Linked DNA regions of Homo sapiens: region 2 is linked to region 1. A link is a loop called in an ENCODE intact Hi-C map of the cell type or tissue named here. Cell type or tissue: Caco-2. All regions are shown on one strand. Each heading gives the region's core, and the rest is flanking DNA. Links, peaks and the distances in the headings are about the cores only.

The links. A loop is a pair of places that touch in the nucleus more often than their neighbours do. Peaks named below come from ENCODE experiments on the same cell type or tissue, not always from the same donor. Only the 100,000 strongest peaks of a DNase experiment are listed, where the experiment ranks them.
Region 2: a loop joins it to region 1, with 2.4 times the contacts of the local background. A loop is called at or near these places in 1 of 110 quality-filtered maps.

Annotation. Positions count from the first base shown.
Region 1 is chr4:188,432,567-188,444,568 of GRCh38, forward strand. LOC105377609 (a long non-coding RNA gene) reads right to left here. Exons shown (of 4, transcript XR_001741960.2): 4 at 1-2,399. Among named protein-coding and RNA genes, the nearest start is that of LINC01060, 17 kb to the right of the region's middle. RefSeq lists an enhancer at 11,997-12,002. In Caco-2, for the core only: no CTCF peak of the experiment used is centred there; a DNase peak (open chromatin) is centred at 5,975.
Region 2 is chr4:188,598,756-188,610,757 of GRCh38, forward strand. LINC01060 (long intergenic non-protein coding RNA 1060) reads left to right here. Exons shown (of 5, transcript NR_033869.1): 5 at 3,013-3,153. Among named protein-coding and RNA genes, the nearest start is that of LINC01060, 150 kb to the left of the region's middle. In Caco-2, for the core only: no CTCF peak of the experiment used is centred there; no DNase peak of the experiment used is centred there.

The DNA of each region.
Region 1 (12,002 bases), core at 2,169-10,168:
TTACATGAGGCCTTATAGGGCGTGGGACAGAGTTTCACTTCATCTTAAATGCAGTGAGAAGTCATTGGAGGATTTCAGGTGCGGAATGATACAGTCGGACTCACTCACATGAAGATTATTCTGTCTGCCAGGTGGAGAAGAGCTCATAGGGGAAGAAGCATAGAAACCCAAGAGCAAGTTAAGACACTAATGGCAGAGGTTAGGCAAGAGGTGGTGGTGGTGTAGATTGGGACGGTGGCAATGCAGATAGAAAAATAAGCGTATACAAGGGCTCCTTTAGAATTGGAACAGATGGGATAACTGGATATGAGGAAGAGGAAACTAAAGAGTGAAGCATTTTTGGTTTGGGTAACTGAGTTACGCAGTTTTTTTTTTTGAGATGGAGTCTCACTCTGTCACCCAGGCTGGAGTGCAACAGCACAATCTCAGCTCACTGCAACCTCCACCTCCCAGGTTCAAGCGATTCTCCTGCCTCAGCCTCCCGAGTAGCTGGGACTACAGGCGTGCACCACCACACACAGATAATTTTTGTGTTTTTAGTAGAGACCAGGTTTCACCATGTTGGCCAGGATGGTCTCGATCTCTTGACTTCGTGATCCACCCGCCCTGGCCTCCCAACGTGCCAGGATTATGGGCCCGAGCCACCACACCCAGCCCAGTTACAGTAGTTTACTCCAGAATAATACTACATGTATAAACATAGGTTACACACATACTTAAAAGAACATTAGAGTTCTTTTTTGTTTTTCTTTGATGTTTGGCTTTGATTTAATGGGATTTTACTATACACATTACTCTTAAGCAAGCCTTTAACACTCAGCACTTTAAAGTGCTTGGTACATAGTAGGCTTAAGTAATATTTTATCAAACTGAGCTGGAGAGTTCTTAGATATTGTTCTTATCTCAAATTCAGTCATCCCTTGGTATCTGCTAGGGATTGCTTCCAGGAACCCCATGAATTTTTTTACCAAAATCCACAGATGCTCAAGTCCCTTATACAAAACGGTGTCTTGTTTGCATGTCACTGACACACATACTCCGTGTACTTAAACCATCTCTAGACTGCCTATAATACCTAACGTGATGTAAATGCTATGGAAACAGTTGTTTTACTGTATCGTTTGGGGAATAACATCAAGTCTGTACATTTTTCAGTAGAGATGCAATGATCATAGGCCTAACTGCCTTTTCAATCTGCACGTGGTTGAACCCATGGATGCAGAGCCCGTGGGTGCTGATTGCTAACTGTATATCCTACTTCTAATCCTTCTTTTGTATGGAGTGAGCTTCCAAAAACCTTCTGAAACATTAAGTCATGCTCTTCTTTGAAGTCTGTGAATCCTCAGGGCTGTCGGCGTGAGAACCAAAGGCTGCAGTGGTGCACACAATGTCCTTCATCCCAGTAGGTTGATTGTTCAGCATCTGTGTGACCCAACCTCTCCTATTGTCCTTGATTCAATAGCTGATCTACTGAACTATGTAGCTGAATTACAGCTCCTCAAGCACAGTGCTGTCTTGGCTTGGAATGCCCTACTGCTTCTGTTATTATTATGATGACACATTGGTGATTTTTTTCCTATGAGAATCTTCTCTAATTTCCCAAGTGTAAGTTAGCTATCCTCCTGTGTGTGCCCTGAACCCTGTACATCCCCATCATCACAGTAGTTCATTGCCTTGTAATTGCTTGCTTGCTTTTATGTTTCTCCCATTGGACAATATATTCCTTAAAGCCAGAGATTTTTCCCTGTGATATTATCCTCAGAACTTAATATAGTATATGTTGTCATACTAAAAGCTTGATCAATACAACATACATAAGTAAAGGAACATTATTCTTCTACATTAGAGAATACAGTTCCTAGGGAAAGTATGTATTTAGACCACACGACTGAAGCAACAGGTCTGGGGAACACCCATACTCAAGGAATGGGGAGGAACAAAAGGCATTAGAAAAAAAAGAAATGGGATAGCCGTGAAAGCGCAAGAACAATGTTCAGAGTGTTTATCACGGCCGTCTGGAAAAAACAGAATTTCAAGAAATGAATGATCAGTCATGTCAAATGCTTATAAAAGTCAGGAATAATGGCTGTGAAATGTCCAATCAACTTGGCAATTAAAAATACACTGATGACTTTATGAAGCAGTTTCAGTATGTTGGTTGAGACAGAAGCCAGATGATGGGGTGCTGCATAATAAATGGCACATCGCAGGCTGATGACAGCACAGCCCTGCTTTAATACGGCAGGAAACACGATGGGTTCTGTGGCATCCTCCTACTCACTGTCTTCTGTGGATTGTGACTCCTGGTGACTGACAGATGTTTAATTTCCTGAGGGCAAGCAAAGTCACGGCTTTAATATGCCCGAGAATAATGATGGATGATGCAACTTTGGATAAGCCTGTAGAAGAGACAAGAGAAAGGAAGAGGTGTAGAAAAGCTCTGAAGGGGTCTGGGCGCAGTGGCTCATGCATGTAATCCTAGCACTTTGGGAGGTCGAGGCGGGCAGATAGTGAGGTCAGGAGTTCGAGACCAGACTGACCAACATGGTGAAACCCCATCTCTACTAAAAATACAAAAATTAGCTGGGCGTGGTGGCGGGCACCTGCAATCCCAGCTACTCGGGAGGCTGAGGCAGGAGAATCACTTGAACCCGGGAGGCAGAAGTTGCCGTGAGCTGAGATGGTGCCACTGCACTCCAGCCTGGGTGATAGAGCGAGACTCTGTCAAAAAAAAAAAAAAAAAAAAAAAAAAGAAAGAAAGAAAGAAAAAGAAAAGAAAAGAAAAGAAAACAGAAAAGCTCTGAAGGGAGAATTCTTGAGTGTGTGATGTTTGAAATACTAGACTAAAGGGCAGTTCAGTGGGACAGTGGGTGGAATTTGCAGTGGATACCAGAACAGAGTTTGGGAAGAGAGATTTGGCCAAGAGACTACACCCTGCAGATCTCCACTGACAGAGGAGTTAGTGACCAAGAGCCTGGCCACTGAGCTAAAATCCATCGTGCACTTGTGCTGTAACCACATTCCCATGGGCTGCTCTCCAGCCAATGACTGAATTGGAAGCAGGGATGCCTGTCCTGGGAGCCATGAGCTCCTCTGATGCCTGAGGTTGACTCGTGGACTTCCAGTAGCTTTGCTGAACCTTCCATAGACTGGAAAGCAGCCTAAGATGTTTTCTCGCAGACCCCTCTGGCTCCTTCACCGTTTTCCTTTTGCAGTAGTTTTCTTAATAACATCCTTGCATGTGTAATCCTGTGCTTATATCAGCTTCTCAGAGGGTCCAGACCGATATAATATCTAAAGGGTAGTTTTATTTTTGAAGGGAGGTGAATTGCTGTGTTATTAGTGTTGTACCCTTCTATCATTCGCTATCATTCATGTTTCTTTAAGATATATTCGGTAAAATACCCATTTCTCACTAATGCTGGTTAGAGTAGGTCTTTTTTTTTTTTTTTGAGACGTAATCTCCCTCTGTTGTCCAGGCTGGAGTGCAGTGGCGCCATCTCGGCTCACTGCAACTTCCGCCTCCTGGGTTCAAGTGATTCTCCTGCCTCGGCCTCCTAAGTAGCTGGGATTACAGGTGCCCGCCGCCATGCCCGGCTAATTTCTTTTGTATTTTTAGCAGAGCGGGGTTTCATCATGTTGGCCAGGCTGGTTTTGAACTCCTGGCCTCAAGTAATCCGCCTGCCATGGCCTCCCAAAATGCTAGGATTATAGGCGTGAGCCACTATGCCGGGCCAGGTCTTCTTTCTTGAGGGGAGGGACAAAGTGAAATAATGAGAACTGCTCTGCAATGTCTTCTTCAGAAGAGAAGCTGCCCATAGAACAGAGTCCCATGTAGATGATACAGTGATATTAAATAGAACGTTCCCCACAGAAGTTTAACGCGATTAGTATCAAGGTGACGCTTATAAATGCTAATGCAAGAATGCCATTCAGGAGTCTTGCTTTATACCTAAAAAAGCGATGTGTTCCTGATTGTGGAATATCTTTACAGGTAGAAGGCAGGTAATAGTTATATAGAAATAAAACAAAAATAACAATGTATAGGATACAGCCTCAAAGATTCCCAGAATATTAGAGCTACAAGGCACGTTAGAGACCATCTCCTAATTTTAAATGCTCTTTTGAATATTCTAGTGAGAGAAGCTGCAGCCTGTTGAGACTCCACAAGACTGAAGATATGAAAAGAGGAAATATGCATGAATGCCCGCACGGAGAACCACCCCCACCTGCTGCTCCCGCTCTAATGATCACGCCCATTATCAACTGGGGGATGGCTCTGTGCCTTGTCCTTGCATTACATGGACCAAGAACACTTCACAGGACTCAGAGAGGTAAATGAGAGAAACCTATTCTTATAGAGGATGAAAATGAAGCACACAGGGAGGTAAAGTGCCCCAAAATCCCATCTGAACTGGCTTTAGAAACCGTATATTTACTTTTTCATATAATTTGTTTATCTAAGGGAAAAAAATAACAGATGTGTTTAATGGCTTTAGAAACATTTAAACAGGTGGACCTCAAAATATGTGAAATGAACATATTGCCATTGTTTATTATAATTTTCCTTCCTTCTATTTTTGCTTAAAATTCCTCAAGGCCTTTGGATATGCAAAAAAAAATGAGCATTTGTTTTATTATGTTGCTTAATAGAAACAATTTTTTAAAGTATTGATTTACGCAGTGACCAAAATACTGATTCTAAACAACAAAACATGCAGCTGTTACGAATCCTGGACGAGCTCTGGAAATGTGTGGTATTGTCTTGCAAAGAAGCTGTTTTTGTTCTAGTCAAATATGGAAACTAGTTTAGAAACTTCATTTTAATATATAATTCTGATTTCAGTGTTACCAGTAAATATTAATGTCCTTTTCTAACAGTCTTAATTTCCTTTTCTCAACTCCCTTGAGTTATATATTTTATTGAAGCATTCATTTACCATCAAGAGAAAAGAATGACATAAGCATGTGTGCTGAAACGTGCGGCTTCCAGGCCACAGAGTTAAGGAAGCTACATTTGTTCTCCCAGCCCCTTACTTGTGCTATGCATTTAGAAAGAAAACTTTCGACGTCTATTGTTCTTACTTTTACAATTTATGATGTAGTTAATCCTATTCACCTTGTGTACTGAGGTAGGTCAGAATTTCTTCTCACCCTTTTCCTCTTCTAACATGACCTGTTCTTTCGCATCATGAGTCATAGAAATGTAAGCTAATACATAAAGTTTTTGAAAAGATGAGGAAAGAGCCAGAGAAATAATAATGCCCTGAGGTTGTGCTATAAGGTATGTTCCACATTGGCAAGAAGTCCCTTGCTTGGTAGATGTGTTCCTGTAAGCCCTAAAAGAAAGGGCAGGTGGCTGTCATACTCCCCTTATCCTCCGGACACAATCACCTGAGACCATTCACTAGGCCTTCCAAGGGGAAGCCCAGGTGAAACTGAAGGACAACCCTTCTGAGATGGACAGAAAAAGAAAAACGTGAAATCTTATGGTAAGGGTAAAAGGCCAAAGAGACTTAGGAACTGTAAGGTAGGGAGGAAAGAATGTGGGAGCCCAGAGAGACGGGTCCTCTGTGGCCGTAACAGTAGACTTTCAGTGGAGCGAGAGAGAACATGAGGAAACTCAGGATATTCTGCACCATGGTTTGGACTCTAAAAATGTATTTGATCATATGATGGGTTTATAGTTTTTATTCTTGGCCTCGGTCTCTGTTTTTTTTTCTTCTTATATGTTGTAGTGTTGGGATTCACTCAGATGGTGGCAGAAATATTAAAGGGAAATACTAGGGAAAGTTATAGGGAATAGTCACAAACCTTTTGGAAGGCTGAAAGTTTACATAGCTTGTAATAATTGAACAGGCTGAGGCAGCCGGTTCTTACCTTAGAGCATTAGGTCTTAGGGTAAATACTAGGGACAACAGAGGCTTCCCCACTTAAGTCTGTTTACCCTACCTCCAATAACTAACCTTTGAGCCAGATGGCCCACTTGTGGGGAGGTTGACTAGGGATATTGTCCCCTAATGGTATTTACCTTAGACCTTGGTACCTGAGCTTTAATCATTCCTAGAACTACTCTCTTAACCATGTTAATTATCCACAAGTGTGTTGACTCAGAGCTTCTGTTGTTAATTGTATACCAAATAAATGCCTGGAGTGCGAGCTGCTCAGGGCCAGCCACAGTGACAAACCACTCTTGGTGTGCAGGCGGTCGGACACTCAGCAGGACTGGCAAAGCAGAATATCTGTGTCAGTGTACGTTTTATTCGCCTGTCGTTTGGGTCAGGGTCCATGGGCAGACCCCCGCAGCTAATGCCCTCAAGGGTGAGGAGCAATACCTCATTATAGACTTAGTTGTGAAAAGTTTTTTTAAAATTAATGAGACAGTAATCAGGTATTTTAAACAACTGAATTTTACAAACCCTCATAACATTGAGTGGGAAAAAAATTTAGATCTCAGTCAACTCCTTGATCTTACACATAAAGAAACTGATGCTCAAAATATGAAAAGATTTTCCCAAGTTAATATTACACATGATCAGTGGATATGATACTAGAGCCAGTCTTTGATCTCCAATTCCAGTTTTCTTACTATAATAAGGTGGATTTCTTGTGAGGGAACCAACCGGATAAAGTAAAAAACCTACAGTTTCTATGAGGATCCACATACTTTCCTGACAATGGAGTAAGAGAAAATGTGGCAAGTGACCATTGGGCCCTCCAGGTGTCTTAGAGTGGTTGACATAGTTCCTGAACAAGAGTGGAAATCCAGCCTGGCACGGTGGCTCACGCCTGTAATCCCAGCACTTTGGGAGGCTGAGGCGGGCGGATCACGAGGTCAGGAGATTGAGACCATCCTGGCTAACACGGTGAAACACCATCTCTACTGAAAATACAAAAAATTAGCCGGGCCTGGTGGCGGGCACCTGTAATCCCAGTTACACTCGGGAGGCTGAGGCAGGAGAATTGCTTGAACCCGGGAGGCAGAGCTTGCAATGAGCCGAGATAGTGCCACTGCACTCCAGCCTGGGCGACAGAGTGACTCTGTCTCAAAAAAAAAAGAGTGGAAATCTAGGTGGATTCAGGGATAGGGAATGGTAGCAAAAAGAGAGAGAGAGGAGAGAGAGGGAAGAGTAAGGAGCACAGAAATAGAAAGAGCATCTGGTAGTGAGATGAGCTGGAATCTGGGGAGAGGGACCTGTGTCCAGGCAGGCTTCTTACAGAGCTGTCTACTTACAGAGCTCCACACCCACAGCGCCAGGTCAGTGATTTGTCTGTCGGTGCGCACCCCCATTCTGTGCTCTTTTCTGTATCACAGGGGACTGGATATCTGCAAGCTACATTTTCCACACTGCCTTCTGACTGGTATTTAATAAGATTTTGATAATGGGAGGCACTGGCAAGAAATGGGAAGGTGGGAGAAAGAGCAAATCCATATTTTTAGTCATTGTTTTTCCTGGTGGTGCCCTTGGCAGCAGTAACCACAGTGACAAGTGGATGCAAGCCCGGGTTCCCTCTAAGGTGGCACAGTTCCAATGGCAGCAGCAGCAGCAGCTGCTCTGACAGCTTTGTAACCACCAGTACTCCTGGGCCCTGGCTCTTGCTGTATCAGGAGTGTGAGCTCCTGGCTTCCTGTGCAGTGGCAGTGGCAGTGCTCACTGCATCCGGCAGTGGCTAAAGAAGGACTCCAGCCTCCTCAGCCCACAGCTGCGTGGACTTGGGGCTACACCATTGCTCTTTGGGGTTGTTTTTGGCTCATGGGGTGGTTGTGGCATCCTGAAGTTACGAACAGCAGTTACGAACAGCAGTTCCTCAGGTACCAGTCTTTGGGGAGCCTCATCCCCTTGTTGTTCCTGCCTGGCTTTTTGTGACGTTTAAAACCAATGTTCAAATCCAATGTGTTTGGAATGCTTAGAATTGGTTTTGTTTTCCTAACTGGACACGAGAGACACAAGCACTACGCGATCCTTCTACGTCATGCTCTTAAAAAATATGGCAAAGTTTTACATTATTCATCCATTTCTGCTGTTCCCGTGAAACTGACAATATACAAAGACCAGCGTGTGTGGGGCCCTGGAATATGTCAGTTTATATTTCTATTGTGTCAGTTTTCTTAGGGTATATGGCGAATATAAATATGACTATTATAATTAAGTGGCTGTGCATTTTCATATTAGAATTCATTATGTTGCCTTCTCAGTAGAAGCACTTTCTATGTAGTGCTTGAGCATATAGGTAAGTCAGGTGGCCACCTGCACAGTGTGATTTGAAGGTGTGAAGGTATCTCTCTGCCTCAAATAGCGATTAAATTTAACAGGTTCATATTCTGTAGTGAAAAAAATACAGTTGGCCCTCCATATCCACGGGTTCTGCATCCATGGATTCAACCAACCAAGGATAAAAATATTTTTTAAAAATTGCATCTGCAAGTTAATTATAATATAATGCTCAAGAAAATTCACAACATGAATGAAATGTTACAGAAGTTATAAATCCATTGCATTTATCAGTAGCTCATTTTTGAAAAGGGTCTTTGGATTATAGATTTCCACTTCTTTTACAAAGAAACATTGAAGTGAGAATTTTGTGGGTACTCTTTAAACAATAGTACATGAGTTTAATACATATTTTTTAAAGCCAGTAAATAACATTTTTCTGTGTCCACTTTAAAGTGTGTTGGGTATATAAGTGAATTGGACTGTATTTCTAATATGTGTGTAGGTTTAATTTTATATAGTTTTTAAATTGTTCTGTGATTAATCGGCCATTGAAAATGACCTTTTTAATTGTTGAGATTTACTGACTAGCCTTATATGGAAGGATTTGTATATCCTCACCATATATATATATGTATATATATATAAATATAAATATAAATATATATGGTGTATCTATATGGTGCATATATATAGCGTGTGTGTATATATGTATTTGGTATATCTATGGTGCATATATTTGGTATATATATGGTGTGTGTATATACACATATACATACCATATATACACACACATATATATACCATCTTTTATTTGTGTGGTGAAAAATACTCTTTTTTGGTGTAAAAAGTTTATTTTCTTTGCTAATAATGTCAGTTTGTAAAAAAAAGAATTCATCCTTACTGAATATCTATAGACCTTTTTGGTCAGTATTCCCTAAACAACGCAGTATAAGAACTATTTACGTAGCATTCACATTGTATTAGGTATTATAAGTAATTTAAGGATGATTTAAAATATACAAGGGGATGTGCATAGGTTATATGCAAATACTATGCCATTTTATATCAGGGTCTTGAGCATCCACGGATTTTGATATTAGCAGGAGGTCCTGGAACCAATTCCACATGGATACAGAGGGACGTCTCTCTCTCTCTTTGATATTGTTATATTATATCATATTATTTATATTATATATTTATATATTGGTAATATTTATATATTAGTTTAAAGGATTGTTATAAAAGTGGATTTTAAACCACAACAGCAACCAAAATGATTATGTGATGTTACAGAGGAATATGGTTGCCATCTTTTTTTTTTTTTTTTTTTTTGAGACAGAGACTCGCTCTGTCGCCCAGGCTGGAGTGCGGTGGCACAGTCTCGGCTCACTGCAAGCCCCGCCTCCCAGGTTCACGCCATTCTCCTGCCTCAGCCTCCCGAGTAGCTAGGACTACAGGCGCCCGCCACCACGCCGGCTAATTTTTTATATTTTTAGTAGAGATGGGGTTTTACCGTGTTAGCCAGGATGGTCTCGATCTCCTGACCTCGTGATCCGCCCACCTTGGCATCCCAAAGTGCTGGGATTACAGGCGTGAGCCACCCCGCCCGGCCTATGGTTGCTATCTTTAATAAATATTATGGACATAAGAGAGAGAGAGAGAATGCTGCTAGGTCACTTAAAAATGGAGATGTGATTTATGGGAATGTTCTTGTCTACATGTAATGCAACACGTGGAATCTTTATAATAGGTGTCAAGAAATTTCCCATTCAGGAGAATTCTGTAGGTGAAGGTTCAGAGGGAGCCATGGCTAGATGCTGGGCAGGGGAGGGTTAGATGCAGCCTCACTGGAGGGGTCGTTTTCTGGAAGTGATATCTAACATCCCTCCATTATCTGGAAGTGATATCTAAAATCCCCACCATTATCTGAAAGTGATATCTAACATCCACCCATTATCTGGAAGTGAATATCTAACTTTCCCCCATTATCTGGAAGTGATAGCTAACATCCCCCCATTATCTGGAAGTGAATATCTAACTTCCCCCCATTATCTGGAAGTGATAGCTAACATCCCCCCATTATCTGGAAGTGATATCTAACATCCCCCCATTATCTGGAAGTGATAGCTAACATCCCCCCATTATCCAGAAGTGAATATCTAACATCCCCCCATTATCTGGAAGTGTTATCTAACATCACCCCATTATCTGGAAGTGATGGCTAACATCTGCCCATTATCTGGAAGTGATATCTAACATCCCCCCATTATCCGGAAGTGATATCTAACATCCCCCATTATCTGGAAGTGTTATCTGACATCCCCCATTATCCGGAAGTGAATATCTAACATCTCCCCATTATCTGGAAGTGTTATCTAACATCCCCCCCATTATCTGGAGTGATATCTAACATCCCCCCATTATCTGGAAGTGATATCTAACATCCCCCCATTATCTGGAAGTGATAGCTAACATCCCCCCATTATCTGGAAGTGATAGCTAACATCCCATTATCTGGAAGTGAATATCTAACATCCCCCATTATCTGGAAGTGTTATCTAACGTCACCCCATTATCTGGAAGTGATATCTAACATCCACCCATTATCTGGAAGTGATATCTAACATCCCCCCCATTATCTGGAAGTGATAGCTAACATCCCCCTATTATCTGGAACTGATAGCTAACATCCCCCCATTATCTGGAAGTGATATCTAATTTCCACCATTAGTGACACTCCTCCATGTTTCAAGGTATGTATTTCAAGAAAGCCCTTGTTAGAATAACAGGAATTTATTGGGGAGAATAGCACAATGTCTTCTTTTTTTTGAGACAGAGTTTCGCTCTGTCGCCCAGGCTCCGGTGCAATGGCGTGATCTTGGCTCACTGCAACCTCTGCCTCCCGGGTTCAAGCGATTCTCCTGCCTCAGCCTCCTGAGTAGCTGGGACTACAGGCATGTGTCACCAACCCTGGCTAATTTTGTATTTTTAGTAGAGACGGGGGTTCTCCATGTTGGTCAGGCTGGTCTCGAACTCCCAATCTCAGGTGATCCGCCTGCCTCGGCCACCCAAAGTGCTGGGATTACAGGCGTGAGCCACCGCGCCCGGCCACAATGTCTTTATCAATCTACACGTAAGGAATTTTCTGGTAAAATAGTGCTGGGCAGATTGCAAGTGGGAGCAGTGACATTGGGTTTGAACAACAAACTTAAAAGAAAAGAAACAAAGAAAAGAACACATAATCTGTAGGCTGGGTTTCTGTCTGTCTGGTTTTGGGATGCAAAGAGAAGAAAAAATGAGGTAGTAGGCATTTAGTTATTTTCTAGCCTAAGATTAAAGTGCTTTTTGCTCCTGCCTAACTTTAGGAAAGTGAGGAAACAACATTCACAGACAAAGGACAATTGAGCATGAGCTCCAGGGGACCATCAGCAAAACATTTTCAGAAGATGTGAAGAGTAGGATGCGTAAGTCATGGAGCAGATCAGAGGCCTGTGGATAAGGTACCAAGGACAAGGAAGACTCTGTCGGTTGATGATCTTGAGCAGTGCTGCTAGGTCACTTCAAAATGGAGACGTGATTTATGGGCATGTTATTGTCTACATGTAATCAACACATGGAATCTTTATAATACGTATCTATATTTCTATGAATTAAAGTTTTCCTATGGCCTATAGTTAAGTGTTCTTGCGAGGTGTGTGAGCAGGTGCACCTATGCTGTACATGGGGGAGGATGCTAGATAAAGAATATTATCTACTCTGTCTTACAGATCATTCCCAGACGGGGTG
Region 2 (12,002 bases), core at 1,570-9,569, 170 kb after region 1:
AACTGATTCTTCTTTCACAAAAGACTGCACCGTATTCTATGATGCTATTTGATAGCATTTTACTCACAGAAGAACGTCTTTCAAAATTGGAGTCAATCCTCTGAAACCCTGTCACTGCTTTATCAACTAAGTTTATGTAATTTTCTAATTTCCTTGTTGTCATTTCAACCATGTTTATAGCATCTTCACCAGGAGCAGATTTCATCTCAAGAAACCACTCTCTTTGCTCATCCGTAAGAGTAGTTCTTTATCTATTAAAGTGTTATTATGAGATTGCAGAAATTCAATCACATCTTCAGATTCCAGTTCTAATTCTAGTTCTCTTGCTATTCTCACTACATCTGCAGTGATTTTTCTCCACCGAAGTCTTAAACTCTTCAAAACCATTCATGACAGTTGGAATGAACTTCTTCCAAACTCTTGTTAATGTTGATATTTTGACTTCCTCCCATGAATCATGAATGTTCTTAATTGTATCTAGAATGGTAAATCCTTCTGAGATTTTCAATTTACTTTGCCCAGATCCATCAGAGGAATGATCCATCACTATCTATGGGAGATATCGCCCTACAAAATGCATTTCTTAATAGGACTTGAAATTTAAAACTACTCCTTGATCCATGCACTGCAGAATGGATCAAGAATGGCTGCAGAATGGATGTTGTATTAGCAGGCATGAAAACCACATTTATCTCCTTGTACATCTCCATCAGAGCTCTTGGGTAACTAGGTACATTGTTGATGAGCAGCAATATTTTGAAGCACTTTTTTTTTTAAGCAGTAGGTCTAAATGGTGGGCTTAAAATATTCAGTAAACTATGCTATAAATAGATGTGCCATCTTGCAGGGTTTGTTACTGTATTCCTAGAGCACAGGTAGGGTAGATTTAATGTACTTTTTAAGGGACCTAAGGTTTTCAGAATGCTAAACGAGCACTGGCTTCAACTTACAGTCATTAGTTGTATTGGCTCTTAACAAGCGAGTCAACTTGTCCTTTGAAGCTTTGAAACCAGGCATTGACTGCTCTTGCTGTGAAAGTTCTAGATGGCATTTTCTTCCAATAGAAGGCTGCTTTGTCTCCAGTGAAAATCTGTTGTTTAGTGTAGCCACCTTCATTAATTATCTTAGTTAGACCTTCTGGATAACTTGTTGCAGTTTCTCCATCGACACTGCTACTGCACTTTGCACTTTTATGTTATGGAGACGGTGTCTTTCCTTAAACTGCATGAACCATCCTCTGCTAGCTTTCAACCTTTCTTCTTCAGCTTCTTCACCTCTCTCAGCCTTCGCAGAATTGAAAAGAGTAGTGCCTTGTGCTGAATTAGGATTTGGTTTAAGGGAATATTGTAGCTGGTTTGGTTTTCTTTCACGACCACTCAAACTTTCTCCATATCAGCAATAAGGCTGTTTTGCTTTCTTATCATTTGTGTACTCATTGGAAAAGATTTCCATCAGAAGCTTTTTGTTTACAGTCACAGTTTAGCTAACTGCTTGACATAAGAGGCCTAGCTTTCAGCCTATCTCAGCCCTTATCATGCCTTCCTCACTAAGCTTAATCATTTCTAGACTAAAAACACTTAGTCACTTGAAAAGTTAGAGGCCATTGTAAGGTTATTAATTGGTCTAATTTCAATATTGTTGTGTCTTAGGTAGTAGGAAGGCCTGAGGAGAAGGACAGAGATGGGGAAATAGTTAAATAGTTGTTTGATGAAGCCGTCAGTACACATACAACACTTAATAAGTTCAGTGTCTTATATGAGCACAATTCATGGTGCCCCAGAACAATTGCAATAGTAACATCAAAGATCACTCATCACAGATCACCACAACAGATATAAAATAAAAAGTCTGAAATATTGCAAGAATTAGCAACATGTGACCCAGAGACAGATTAAGCACATGCTGTTGGAAAAGCGGTACTGATATATTTACTTAATGCAGGGGTGCCACCACTTTCAATTTCTAAAAAATGAATTATCTCAAAAGCTCAATAAAGCAAAATGCAATAAAACGAGGTATGCACATCCTAATCACATCCTAAAGGCCTCACCTCTTAATACTGTCGTAATGGCAATTATGTTTCCAACTGATAAACTTTGGAGGAGGCACATTCACATCGTAGCACCATATAAATGAATGCAAAGCAAAATGGGCCCAAGTAGGTTGTTGAAAAACTAATGGGTAGAAGGGTCTTGGATGCTCACATTAATTGGAGGAAAATGAAAAAGAGACAGTAGGATAATCAATGGCAATAAGATTTCTTGCCATGGAAAGGTCTAAACTAGATATGAATGAAAATCCAGCTAAATGCAAAGATCAGGATCGGTCTTTTCCCTTTTTTCCCAAATATACACTATGTTATTTTCTACTTTATGTCTTTGGTACACAAAGTGAAATATGGCATGGGTTGCCAAATTTTGCAAAGTAAATAATACATAGAATTCAGACCCTACTGGATAAATACATTCTATTTTTAATGATTCAGAAGGGCCCTCATGAGGATGATTATTTTTATTTGTTTATTTACTTATTTATTTTTTGTGACAGAGTTTCGCTCTTTTGCCCAGGCTGGAGTGCAGTGGCACAATCTCGGCTCACTGCAACCTCTACCTTCTGGTTTCAAGCTGTTCTCCTGCCTCAGCCTCCCGAGTAGCTGGGATTACAGGCGCCCGCCACCATGCCCGGCTAATTTTTGTATTTTTAGTAGAGACGGGGTTTCACCATGTTGGCCAGGCTAGTTTCAAACTCCTGACCTCGTGATCTACCCACCTCAGCCTCCCAAAGTGCTGAGATTGCAGATGCGAGCCACCATGCCTGGCCATGATGATGATGATAGATTCCTTCTCAGCAATCCAGAGGAATTAAATCTAGTCTATCTTAATCCATGTTTATCAACCTGTATTGTGTAATTCAATTAGGCACTTAACATTAGAAACTTATAAAAACAAAAGTAGCATAATACTCAGCTGTGTTAAGAAAAATGTGATATCAACTACTCCTCCTTTATTACAGTGACTCAGAACACCCGTGTCCTTCCCAACATTGGATGCAATGCTAAAGACATGATGTTGCTCCTGCTGGACCACACCTTGAAGGAATTGCCTACCCCACCTCACCTCCAAAATTAAAGTCTTTCGTTTTGACAAAAGTTAATGATAAGGTTTGATGTGCTAATTTCAGCACCTCCACTTCATGTCTACACTGTGGACATATACTTTTTTGTTGTTTTGGGGTTTTTGTCATGTTTCACTCACTTTCTCTATTATTCTTTATAGCAGGACTTGCTTTAGAGTCATTACTTTCTGTTAAAGTTGTTCCTTCAAAAGTTGACAATTACTGGCTGGGCACGGTGGCTCACGCCTGTAATCCCAGCACTTTGGGAGGCTGAGGCGGGTGGATCACCTGAGATTGGGAGTTCGAGACCAGCCTGACCAACACGGAGAAACCCCGTCTCCATTAAAAATACAAAATTAGCCAGGCGTGGTGGTGCATGCCTGTAATCCCAGCTACTCGGGAGGCTGAGGCAGGAGAATCGCTTGAACCCGGGAGGCAGAGGTTGCAGTGAGCCAAGATCACGCCACTGCACTCCAGCCTGGGCAACAAAGAGTGAAACTGTCTAAAAAAAAAAAGCTGACAATTACTTTTCATTGGCTTCTTCACACCTAACACCTATCTTTTCACACAAGGCAGAAATAAATTGCTATTAGCTAATCTGCTAAATCCACTTAGAAATATAATCAAGAAAAAGGAAAACATCCTTGTGTCCAAGGCATTCTGATTTGTAAAAATGGTTTGTATGTGTCATTTACTCAAATCAACTCATTTCACCAAAAGTACTCAGAAACATAACCCTAAACATATGTGTATTCCATCCCAAAGTTTTTCATGTAGTCAGTATTTTTGTATAGTCACATTATAAAAATATTTTATTTAATAGTGTTGTTGATATATTAGTATATAGTGTGAGATTCAGATACTTAAATTTTTTGAAAACTTGCATTCATTAACATATCAACATATATTTTCTCCTTTTATTTACATTAATCTGTGATATCAACATGAGAGCAAGAATTATATTGAAATTTATATTTTTCCTGGAAAGAAAGTGAAGTTCTGTGAACATGAGTAATTTGCTCACCACCATCTAGCCAGTATGTCTGTAGAACTGAGATCAAAATCCAGTTCTTCTAACTCTTTCTATTTTCAAAGTAGAGATTCCTCCTAATGCCAAACAAGAGTTCCCTGGCTCTGTTTTCTATCCTAGGAGGTGATTGTCTTAATGATTTTGTTTTAAATTGTATCTTTTTTCAGTTTTATGTGCAGAGGATATAACATATACAAATATAATTCATGGAAACACTCAGGTTGTTCAGAGTTGGAATGTCAGTGATTTTGTTGTTTTAAGCACTATGACGTGTAGGAGACACTTACATATACTAACAGTATAGAAAGGAATGATCTTAATATTATATTAATTATAATTAATTAACAAATTTGCATAAATTTTACTAAAAGTATGACATCAGCCAACAGAATATTAGTAGTCAAGTGTGCACATTGGTGTCAAAATAAGACAGTTTCTAGCCTCAAAGAGAGTAGTTAGGAAAGCATCATTATATACACAATATCATATAGTATATCATATTTCTATAGTGCTTACAACTACAAAGCACTTCCCCTCCTTTTCTTCCTACTCAAAATGATCTTGTGAACTAAGCAGGGCAGGGCTTCATTCTATTTTACAGATAAGGCAGCCCTAGATCAGAATTCATGGCAGACATTCAATCTTCAAACACGTATCAAGAGACTGCTATGTGTCAGCAGTGATTTGGGGGCACTGGGCATGGGAAGCTAACACCAGTAGGGTGCCTCCCACAGGCTTCCAGAGTAAGGGAGAAGAAGGAACCATCATCCGTCACTGGGAGGCTGTGGTGACTGCCATACCAGAGGACAAGGGAGGCAGAAACAGTCTGAAGGCTCAACCGTGAACAATGTGTGTCTTTGAACTGTGAACCCAGTGTGTCTGTGTTTGATTCCAGTGCCTTTTTCAGGAGCAATTGAGTCACAAGCCATGAGATTCTGATGATAAATGTTACTGGAATTCAGAGAAGGAAAGAACATTGGGATGTGCTGGAACCGTTAGAGTAAGTGAGGTTCAGTGTTGGCTTTACAGGATGGGTTAGTGGTTGGATAGCTACAGGGAAGGGGAAGCATTCCAAAGAAGCAAATTACAAAGCAGGAGCTTGGCGAGAGACAGTGGGTCTTGCTATGGTGGTTAATTCTGTGTCAACTTAACTGGGTTAAGGGATACACAGAGAGCAGATAAAGCATCGTTTCTGGGTGAGTTTGCTGGGGTGATTCTGGAAGAGGATAGCCTTTGAATCAGCAGATCAAGTAAAGATTTGCCCTCACCAATGTGGGCAGGCATCATCCCATCCATTAAGGGTCCAAATAGACCAAAAAGGCAGAGACAGGATGAATTCTCTCTTCCCTTCAGCTGGGACTTCCATCTTCTGCCTTTGGAGATCAGAGCTCTTGGTTCTCGGATCTTCCAACTCCAGGATGTACACCAACACATCCCCCACTTCCCCACCCAGGCTCTGGCTCAGACTGGGATTTACATGATCAGCCCTCCTACTTTTGGACTCAGGCAGAATTACACCACAGGCTTTCTTGGGTCTCCAGCTCACAGAGGGCAGATGGTGGGTCTTCTCAGCTTCCATGAGCATGTGAACGAATGCCCATGTTAATGAGTGTGTGCATATGTATACACACATACCGATAGATTAGATAGACAGATGATAGATGATAGACAGATGATAGATGATAGACAGATGATAGATGATAGACAGATAGATGATAGATAGATAGATAGATAGATAGATAGATAGATAGATAGATAGATTCTCTGGAGAACCTTGACTAATGCAGTTGGGAATGAAGTGAGTTGTCAAATCTGACAGAGGTAGTGTATGTAGACTGAGAAAAATTAGAAAATGAAGCTTCACCAGTAGAACGGCACAAAATTATAAGTGACCATTAAGGCTGGGAGAGAGAGTTTGATCTTTATGCAGAAGAAAATAGGGTGTGGTATGCAGAAGGGTGGCATGACAATATGAGTGATTTAGAAAGCTTATCGCAGTGAAAGATGGATTCCAGAAGGAATGGGTAGAGACAGATTTATCAGTTAAAGAGCTGCTGTAACATTCCAGGCATGAAGGGTGAAAGTCTGAGCTTCAGCCTCAGTAGCCAGACTCGAGAAGAAAGGGTAAATTCAAGAGACACTTTAGAAGGGAAAATGATGAGCACAGTGACAGACTGCCTCTAGCGAATTTCAAAATGGCAAGCATCAAACATTACTCTTCTCTTTGTACTCATTATGCTTTTCATCTCATTGTACTTTCCATTAATTCTTTATGACGTGTCATTTGAGCAACAATAATTTAAACATTTAAGAAGATGTGTGACTATCATTTTCTGAGAAGTACAATGAGATGAAAGATGTTAAAAGTACACTGCATATAGTAAGTGCTCAATAAATGTTCATGAAGAAATTAAAATTTAAAATTGCTAACATATAAATCCTTTCAGAGATAAGTTTTGGGATCTAGAGTTGTCACACTTGAGTTATACAAAGCTTGAAGTCAAGAACAAAGAAATGGGGGTTTTAAGCAGTAAAATGTTACAGGAGACTGCTTTGGAAATTCAAGAAAAGAAATTGATACAAACAACTCGAGAGATGATATATTAAAATACAAATGAGAAGTATCCCATCTAATTTTTATACCAGAGGTATACTATTGAATCAGCAAAATTATGAAATTTTTATGGATTGGTAGTACTAGAATATACTCAAGAGAGCTCAGAAATGAAAACGTATCTGTCTAGTGACAAAAAACTAAAAATGAAGTTTTATCTCTGTCAATGATTTGTATATGATAATGACTGTATTATTATTATGAACAAAAGCTGAATAAAAATAAAGATATTATTAGGTCACTTCATGAAATTAAATTTTTGAATAACAAGTTAATTATAAATACAAATCTTCCAACATTTTTCGATCCAGATGATTCTCACAAAATTTAGAGACAAATGTGTTGTGCACTGACTTCACAATTGAGGAATGGAATCAAAATCATTGCTCAAATGTTAATTATACCATTTTGCTTGTTCAGAAAAACATATCTCAGTAAAATCTGATATTTATAAGTTTATAAAAATATTCACGGAAATTTTTTACAAAGAAAGAAAAGCCAACCCAGTCAATATAAAAATATTAATTTTATAAATAAGAAGTTTGCCTCTTATTCAGAAAAATGTTTTTCCCCAGAAAAATTTTACTTACATTAAACATCCTAAGCAAACAGCTGAAATTGTTTTGAAACATACAAAATATTGATGCGATGACTGTCTAGTAAACTAGTTTATTTGGAAATTTTCAATCATGTCATTCATATAGATTCTGAAATTAAATACAGAAAAACATCTCCAATGTACGTACAGTTTATGCACTGTTAGGAGGTTTTTTCTCTGTGGGAACACCATAGGGTACCCTTACCCAAACCTAGATGGTATAGCCTACTACACATCTGGGCTGTATGGCATAGCCTACTGCTTAGGCAATGAGCCTGTACAGAATGTCACTGACAGCAGGTTACTGTGCTGAATACTGCAGGCAATTTAACACAGTGTAAATATTTGTGTATCTAAACATATCTATTATAATTTTATGAAACCTCTATTACATATGAGGTTCATCACTGAAACATTGTTATGGGAAACATGGCTGTATATTCCCCTGAAATCATTAATTTTCATCATTTATATGCTCAGCATCATTTATATGCTCATTTATATGATTTTATAGAGTTGTTCAGATTTAGTTCATGAATGCTTTCTTCGGTTGCATCCTACCTAAACCTTTACAGAGATTCATAGCTGGAATTAATCTGATTTTTTTCCATAGTACATGTTTATCTCCTTTACAGCACTTATATAACAATGCTGCTATAGATCAGCCTTCCCTGGCATGTGTGAGGAATTCATTCAGTATTTGTTCAATAAGCAATACATTGAACTTTGAACACCTCTTCTTTCTTCTCTGGTACCCTGGATACGGAAGGTGCTCAGAAAATTGATTCTAATCTCTTCATATTTTTGCAGCCCTCAGCAATGTTAAATAACGTGTTTAAAATGAGATACATAATTTAGGGTTAAACTTCTTTTTTACACATATTAGAAGTATTTTAAAAACTAAAAGAGATTCAAACCGCAATCAAATTTGCCTTTGTTTTACTAAATGAGAAATGCTAATATTAGGTTTATGATAAAAATATTTTATCAGGAACAACAGTAAGTAAATAATTTTTTTAAAATTTTGACATCACTTGTCCTAATGTTATATCAGAAATCTTATCTAATCTGTTTTTTACCTGCCATTGTTCTCTGAGAGGAATACTTGACATAATGAACTCAAAATACGACTCCATGTTTATTTTTGTGTCCTTCCTCAGTTTTACTTCAGTGCTCAAGTTGTTTGTCTCTATTTTAAAACATTTTCTTTAAATAAAAATGCGTGTACAAATCAAGGTTGAAGCTAGATGCATCTTTCAGTGATCATTGACTTTATCTGTGTCTTTATCAAGAATAAAGAGCTAGCTAATGTCAGAACCAGGGTTTAATTTGTTGGCCGGGGCAGGGGTGGGGGAGGCTCTGTTTTTTCCTATTAAAAAATCCAACACTGAAGTATCCTCCTGAATACGTACATTGATATATTGTGTATAAAGAGAAAAATGAACATGTAATTTGTCTCCTTTAAAAATTGACTTTTTTAGTATAATGACACACACAAAGTGCAATAAGGCAATTCTCCCGAATGCATTTTCTTTGGGCAGACAGATGTAAGATGACTTCAGGAGCCTCAATAATTCATGCAGCTTCCTATATTGTCTTTTACATTCATAACACTTTAATCTATTGTTCCATTGTCTTGCTTGGCCAATATAGAGAAGTGATGACTGAATTCGGTTTGAAGTCTCAGTCTTTTCTCACCCTGGTTTTCTTGTTTCTATTCTCCCACACCAATAAATACGTGAAACCTAATAAGGATAAAAAAATTCTGTTGAGAGTAGAACGATATTTTAAAAACACGAGGTGTGACTTCTAGAGATAGGTAAGTTTAGACACATGCGTGCTGCATGCCAATGGACTTGTTATGCTCTTTTTTCTCTTCAATTAATCAGTACTAGAATTATACCAGAGACACATCTTATAGCCAGTTTAGTGACATTGCTTGACAACGCTCACATACTTACTGAACGAAGTTTATAATTTTTCATCCTCATAGCACCTTCTATCCTTATTACAACTAAGTATGTCAGAATTGCCTTATTATATATCACACACGAAAAACTAATTCTAAGAGAAGTTCCATCATTTACTCAAGGTGGCAGGATTACTGTCTTAATCGAAATTTAAACTGAAGTTTTCTGATTAAAATCATGTGATAATAGCATTACTCTCTGGGAACTCACCTGTCAGAGGTAACAACATTTTGTAGCTTTCCTAAAGATTTTTTCTCAAGGAGAAAAATTTAGGGTTCTAGATGAATAAGAGGTTACATCTTAATAACCTTCAACACATATCACCTGTCTCTAAAAATAAGCCTGTAATTGTCAGACTCCTGTTGATTAATTTCCTTTGCTGGGAAGACTTGATCCCATTTTCATTGCTTCCCTGCTAGCAAAGCCCTGTTCCTGTCAAATCATGTGTATTACAGTGCTTTTGATTTCCTCTACAATTAGTCTAGTTTTTTAATGATAGCGGTATGTGCCCATGATAAAACTGTAGTCTGCAAAATAGGAAATGGTGTTAAGAACAACATAAGAAGACTTTTGTTTCCCCTATAATTAGAGCGGTCCAAAATGGAATAGGCTTTCTCCTAAAAGAAATATTTATAGGTGTGCTGAAGCTGGTATTGTATGACGGCAGGTCAGAATGGCAAGAAGAAAAATCCTGCATCGACTGAGGGGTGGATCTAGATTAGTCTTTTCTAGCACTTTCCTCGTAAGAATCATCTAGGGAGTTTGTTAAAATACATTTTCCCTTGGTTCTGGCTATCTGTGTGTCAGCTAGATCCCGAGGTCATTTTTACGATCTGGAAGTTTTGACAATATTGCCTCGGCAGATGACTAACAGAACTTCCGCCTCAGCAAAAGTCTTTGCACTGGGGCTAGGAATGTGTCAAGTGAGAGCTTTTGTGTTTTGCGTTTTTTAAATTAGTATTATTTTTATTGACAAATCATAATTTTATATGTTTATGGGGTACAATGTGATATTTTGATATATAACAATGTGAAATGATTAAATTGAGCTAATTAACATATCCATCATCTCGTTTACCGATCATTTTTTATGGCGAGACGTTTGAAATGTACTCTTTTAGTCATCTTGAAATATACAGTATAGTACTGACTAGAGTTGTTCTGTCGTGCAGCAGGGGGAGGGAGGGAGGGCATGGGAAGTTGTTGAATGAGGGGTACAAAGTGATAGCTTTAAGTTGTGATTAAGCTGTGGTTCCTAGCTCGAGGGTTGAAAACAGTTGATGGACTGCAAAGAATATAAGGCATAAAAAAAAACGCAAGAAGATATAGAAAAAGAAAGGAAAGGATTGAAGGGGTGGGAGAAGGAAGAAAGAAATGAATGTAAGGAGAAGAAAACATGAAGAAAGGAAGAGAGAGCGAGAAAAAAAGGAAGGAGGGAAGGAAAAGCTGAGCTCAGATGGAAGAGGGGTATTTAATGCTCGTTGAATGCATGTGCCAAATTTCAGGGATAAATTGGGCAGAGTAGAAAATAAATTAAATATGACTCAAATCCATAGTAAAATATAAACTGGATCCCAGGCCAATTTTTTTTTCTTTTCATCTACTGTCAGAAAAGTAAAGTTTTTGTAGTAGGGAAATAAGGAACATTTGATTTTTATAAATCTCCTAAAACATTAAGAAATTTTTGAGTTTGAGGTGAACTAGGAAACCAAATATCAAATATCTGTCTCTTTTGTAATTATTTCTTGCCTGGCTCTCAACCTACTGTCTTCTCTTTTTTAATTAAAGGCTTCCTGGGATACATATGTACTCATATTTGGTCATGATATCTTTTGATACAATTATAATTCAAATAATTTAAATTATCAAAGAATAATTTCCATTTGTAGAGATGCTGAACAGACTCTAAGGATGACCGTATGTTCCAAGGCAGACATGATCCACACCCAAAAGCGTAAATAGCTTATATGAGCAGCTCTTAGAATGACAGCCATATGCAATAATCAGCTGGACACCTGTCTCTTTGTGTTTGCATACAGCAAAATATACTTAGGGAGCATTTCTACATCACAAAAGGAAGTTTTATTCAGCTTTATTATCAATGAATAATATATCAGAATACAGTTTGCATAGTGCCACTCATACCAAAATTACAGTGAATTTTCCTCTTGAGATGACTCAGTCTCAATAAGAGATCATTTGTCTATATACATATAACCTGCACAGAATGCAATTTTTGTGCATAAATATTAAATCATTATGATTCATTTTGTTTAAGGAACTAAAAATACAGTTAAATCTATTATTGTGCCTAACTATAAGAGTTTTCTGACTATGCATTACAATGTTTGAATCAATATAATTTTATTATATGTATGTTGTTATACAGTTTAAAAGTATGTTAGCTTAGAGTATTTAATATGTGGCACTCACAGACAAATAACAAAACGAAGTCCCTAGAAAATAGCATGATATTAAATGTTTTATCATGAATAAAAAAATATTTGAATAGTGCTTCATAGAATAATTACCTTTCTCTGGGTTTATAATATTGGTAAAGTCTAAAGATCTTCTGATTGGAAAGGAAGATAATAATGGTGTCTTAAGATAACCTCTTGAATCTTCTCAGAATCACTCAGAATGAGACAGAAATGCTAGAGGGTTCACAACGAGCAT